Linked DNA regions of Homo sapiens: region 1 is linked to region 2. The links are chromatin contacts, found by Hi-C or POLR2A ChIA-PET in ENCODE. All regions are on one chromosome and are shown on one strand. The core of a region is the stretch at or near the end of the contact, and the rest is flanking DNA. Distances in the headings are between cores, read along the strand shown. Region 1 overlaps NEK7 (NIMA related kinase 7). Region 2 holds the start of LHX9 (LIM homeobox 9).

The links. A loop is a pair of places that touch in the nucleus more often than their neighbours do. ChIA-PET counts read pairs that join two places held with the same protein, here RNA polymerase II (POLR2A).
Region 1: a loop to region 2 is called in a map with no recorded cell type, with 9 times the contacts of the local background. The contact joins the enhancer-like site here to the promoter of LHX9 in region 2. A Hi-C loop is called at or near these places in 1 of 37 single-sample maps with no recorded cell type. POLR2A ChIA-PET finds 5 or more read pairs at or near these places in 3 of 52 experiments (T-cell, activated B cell and naive thymus-derived CD8-positive, alpha-beta T cell).

Annotation. Positions count from the first base shown.
Region 1 is chr1:198,219,338-198,222,037 of GRCh38, reverse strand. The region is part of intron 1 of NEK7 (NIMA related kinase 7); the gene reads right to left. Among named protein-coding and RNA genes, the nearest start is that of NEK7, 64 kb to the right of the region's middle. Within about 2 kb of position 1,402, at least 3 of the 41 ENCODE cell types and tissues checked have a DNase peak (open chromatin) inside an H3K27ac peak, as active enhancers do.
Region 2 is chr1:197,916,084-197,918,783 of GRCh38, reverse strand. It overlaps LHX9 (LIM homeobox 9), which reads right to left and starts at 1,412. Exons shown (of 5, transcript NM_020204.3): 1 at 787-1,412. The coding sequence starts at 960. RefSeq lists an enhancer at 115-841.

The DNA.
Region 1 (2,700 bases), core at 153-2,652, 300 kb before region 2:
TCATAATTCATATGACCCTGATAAGAAAACTATTAAACAAAGTACAATATACTGTATATATTACAAATGATACAGTTCTCAACGACACTATACTAGATAACATTATACTAGATAACTATCTTCATTTAAAAACTGAAATAACATTATAACACAGTTCCCTAAATGAAAATAATGCCTTTCCTAGTTCCCATATTTAATAAGTTAATTTTTCTAAAGCTAAAATCCTAAGATAATTATCAGCAAATTAAATCATGCTAAGTATACACTTTTCCCTAAATATCATTTGAATTGAAAAACTACAGCTAACATATTTACCTTAGCTAAAATCTTAATCAAAATAAGAAGCTTTAATCTACATCTGTAGACATCTTCAGTGCATTTAATCTTTGAAAATTTATTTTGCAGAAATTGACCTAAAATAAACCAATATACATTTCAAAACATTAATCTGATTCTTGGCCAATTATATAGTTTTAAAACGTGTAATATAAAAGTTTTTTTAATGAGGCTTAAAAATATGTTTTTAAGAAAAATCATTGGTGCATTTTACCTGTGATCATAATTTTTGTCAAAAAAACTTTATAATTGGTCTTTAGGCAGAAAAAAAATTAATTATATTAAAGAATGTTAAACCAAAGAAAAATACTTCATTCTATATATACTTAATGAAGAAAGATTTAAAGACTGGTCAATCTCATAATCTTTCAAACTCAACTTTTAATTTAAAATGTAACGTAAATCCAATTTAACCAAGAATATCCATAGATTCTAGTTGTTCAAACGGACTTCCTCTTTATGTTTCCAAAGATTATTTAAATAGACTTCCTCTTTATGCTTCCAAGTAATAATTCCATGATGCTATCAAAGTTTCCCTAAAATGAATTATTGACACAGTATGAAATCTTAAATATCAAAATATGTGCTTACCAATTTGAAGAGAGATTTCAAATAGAGCTTCAGAAGTTTTTAGTTTTCTGATTTTTTTCAGAATTCTAGAGTTGAAGCATATTCGTCCAAGCTTATTAATAGTTTCCTTTTCCTGAAATAAAGTGTCTTTTCAATCTTCAAGGTTATTCAAAAACTCAATATTCCTTCTAGTTACATGTACCATTTAAATATTCTGAGAATATTAATAAGACATTTCATTGATTACAACTACAGCTCATAAATAACAAAAAAAGAGGATCAATCATATTTAAGTAGCAACACTACTCCCATCCAAAGGAAAATTATTGACTGAGCTGTATGTACATGTGATACCTAAAAAATGAAAGGGTATCATGGAAACTTGATGGTGACTGATACTTGGCAGAGTCTGAACACTCAAATCCAGAACTAATATTTTTCTTGGCCCCAAGTCACCATTCAGCAGGAATATTCCTGACCTCACTCACCTGCCTCCATTTAACTGAGTCATCCAGTACTTCCCATAATCAAGCAAGTGACATGTCGATATCAGACAATGCAAAAAAATAAGTGCTTAGAGTTGATAGTTCATTCTTAACATTTCTGTGTTATGATGAATGAGTTTTTAAGAACTACTAGGATAACTATCAGATCTTTGAAAAGAACCATGAATGTTTCTAGTATCCCAGTCTCAACATTTATAGTTAAACACATTAAACTAACCTAATACCAATCTTGGTGTTTAAAGCCCTTCTCCATTTAAAGGAATTAGGGCTTTTTGGAGAGATGATTGGTTCTAGGACTCAGGCTGAGAAAGAACAAGCTGAGTCTGAAACATTTTGTTGTGCCAAAGACAAGGTAGTATTCAAAGAACAATGTGGACATGTCAAAAAGACATAAAAGCCAGCTTGAATGGGTTCCCATCGGCCACATTTGGTACAATTTGAGAGTAACAAATTATAATCCATTGAATAAAGTAAGAACCTATGAGTTAATAACAATATAAATTAATAAATAGTGAAAAGGGGGAACCTACTTCTTACAAAAGAATGCCACCTAATAAAGCAAGAACAATGGGATTTAAAAATCAATATTTGCCAGTCATCACAGAAATAACTGATTCAGGCAAGAATCATCAATGGATGATTAGTGCAGCAAAGTTTACAGTGTCTCATAGTATTTCCCACCCCACCCCCCGCCCCAAAAAAGCACATATTAATTACAAAGGGAAAAAGAGTGATTTCATAGTAGAGAGCCTGGCAGTCATCACATTAGCCAAATAATCAAAAGTTAACATCACCAGTAATGGGACATGCAGATATGTGCCTCCAAATACAATGCACTTAGTAGAAAACATCACCTCTGTGATATTCCTGCCAAAAATATAAACCCTGAATTGCTTCAACTTATTTTAATCGACAAATAAAAATTCTATATACTTATTTTATACAATAATGATGTTTTAAAATGTGTGTACAGTGGTGAAGTCTAGGATTTTAATGCACCTGTCACCGGAATAGTATATACTGTACCCAAAAAGTAGTTTTTCATCCCTCACATCCCTCCCACCCTTCCCCATTCTGAGTCTCCAATGTCCATTAACTCACACTGTATGCCTTTATGTACCCATAGTTTAGCTCCCAATTATAAGTAAGAACATGCAGTATTTGGTTTTTGATTCCTCATTTACTTCATTTAGAATAATGCCCTCCAATTCCATCCAAGTTGTTGCAGAAGACATTATTTCATTCGTTTTACAGCTTAGTAGTATTCTACACACACACATATATATAT
Region 2 (2,700 bases), core at 163-2,662:
AAAGGGAAGCGCTTAGATAAGTAATTAGTTTTCTTTATTAAGAGGACATGACTTTATTATTATGGATAGTAGAAACAGTGGTGGTTGATTAGCTTGTTTAAGGGTTGGTTATAAAGTTCATGCGTTTCGACTGGGTGCCGCGCTCCTCCGTATGTTTTATTTGATTTCCCCCTACACATGACACCCGCCGGGTCCTGGCGCTAAACGTAGTGCTGTCTCCTTAGAGGGACTGAGTCGGGATGCCAGAAACCCTGAGATTCTCTCGGTTAGGGGTCCCAAGCCCCGAGCGTCTAGAGAACTGGAAATGACCCAGTCGCGTCGGAATCTACTCCACAGGTCCGGTCATCAGGCCCAGAGACTAAGGCCACCTGGGCTCCTGCTTGGCTCGGACGCCTCGGCAGCGCGCCGTCCTCCTATTGCTTATGCCCAGCTTGCCCTCGGAGCTGCGGATCCTCGCCGGGGAGACGCCTGCCCCGGAATCAAGGGAACCTTGAGGTCTGTAGAAGAGAATGCCACCACCCCCCATCCCACCTCCTCCCAGTTCCTCTCCCTGCTCTTTCGGAATCAGCTGCGACGGAGGATAGCCAGCTGCAGACATTTCGATTCAGAAAAACGACCGTTTCTTAGCCCTGTAGGCATAGGTGGACGGGAGAAAACTCACCCGCCACCCTCAAGCGGACGTCTCTACGACCCGCCGCTCCGGTTCTCCACCGGCCAGGGAGTCGGCTTGGTTTAACAGAGGGCGCAGGGGTGCCCGGCTACCGCCGCGGCGGAGCCCTTCCTTACCGCGTCGCGGCCGTTGAGCTGGGCGCCTTTGGCCAGACGGGCCTCAGTCTTGGATCTGCGCTCCATCTCCTCCATGATGCCTTGGATGTGGCCTCCGGAGATCCCGTGAAAGAGCATGGCTGGGGGGCGGAAAGGACACGAGTTGTCTTCTGCTCGGCACCCCACTATTTCCATATACACACGCCCGGGGCTTTCAGCTCATCCGAGTGAAGGAGGCAAGGGACCAGAGAGGGCTGCCCTGTAGGAGCGCAGAGACGCTCGAGGATGGAGGGAAAGAGGGAGAGAAAGGAGGAGAAGAAACAGATGGAGTGGAAATCGGTCTGCTTGGGGGGCCGAGGGGAAGCAAAAAGAACTGGGAAGAGTTGGGGGGAAGCCTCAGCGGCTCCCTGAAGGAGATGTGCAGAAAACAAACAATTCGGGCGGAGGGAAAAAGAGGCGTAGAAGGCGAATCTTACTGCTCTGAGAGATCGAGTTACTAATGGGAAACAACTGCAGCGGGGGGAGGAAAACAAAATCTGGTGAAGAAAGAAAATAGTTTTGAACACAAAGAAAGAAAAAGACGTGCTATTTTCAGCGTTCCCTGGCTGCTTGCAAGTTCCCAGTGCCTGTAGATTGGGTTGGGGACTGCTCCTGCCTGAGCTGTGTCCAATTTGTTAAGAGACTAAAGCCAGCCCATTTTTGATAATTTAGTAGGAGGAGTTCTCTCCCCGGAGCTGCCACGGATTTTTATTCAGACAACAAAGACCTGTCATACTCCTCTCAACCCCCTGGTGATGGGCAAGCAGGACAAACATTACAAAGGGGTGGGGGGATAGAGAGCGGGGAGGCAGGAGGAGGGGGCATTTACCTCCCCACAAAACACACACACGCGCGCGCGCGCGCACACACACACACACACACACACACATCCTTCCAAGAGTTCCCAGCAGTCATGTTTTAAAGGGGAAAAGGAGCTCTTGTTGTCCCCGCCCTGTTGCAGAAGGCCTAGAACCCGCCTATTTGATCCGAGTTCAAGATCAGACCTTGGCTCAGGACACAGAGAATATCAACTTCAAACTTTGGATTTCCTCCTTGTGGACTTTTTCATCCCCAGCCTGCAGGACTGTCACCCGAAATGCATAAATATTGAGCAGAAATGTAAGCAATTTACTGAGGTGGAGATAATGCTGGTTCCTCTCCTCCCCATCCCATCTTCCTCAATCCACTTTTAAAAGCAGCTGTCTGACAATTCATCTCTTTGCCTCACCTTCTTGAGGGCCGGAGACCCTACTAGATGCTGGCTTCATCCGAAGTGGAGAGGGCGTTTGGAGCGTCTGCATTTCTCAGGGTTACTTTTGGCAAAACAATTTTCTTTGAGAAAATTAGAGTGTAGGGGACAGGGCATGGACCTGTACACACGGGTACGCAATTGCGCCTTGGCCATAGGGCGGCTTATTCTCTTCCCCGGTTCAGGTTTGAAGGAAGGTTGCCGGAGATTCTAATGTCTCATTTGAAGCTTGCCAATATAGGAAGCGACTTGCGGACTCCCGGGAGCTTGGCGCCTGCCCCCGCAGGACTGGGCGCTAGCCCCATCGCGTGCTTCTCCCACTACCCTGGCAGGACAGAGGACTTGTAAAACTGGGCGCACCCGCACACTCAGAAGGGTGTGAAAGGGACTCTTTGCCGTGGAGGAGGGGAAGGTGAGAACTGACAAGCAGAATGGCAGACCTGCTCCTCACAAGAGGTGGGATTGTTCTGTCGCCCTCAGTTCTCGGCAGCGGCGGCCCCTCCCCGGCCCCATTAAAAAGTGTCCACAATACTCTGATATTGTCGATTCATTCAAACGGCCAGAGGCCCCCTAGGAGTCCGAAGCACAGCGCTGCGGCAGGAACCAACGCGGCTTTACCCAGAGAGGAGGACGCGCCGGCCGCTCTC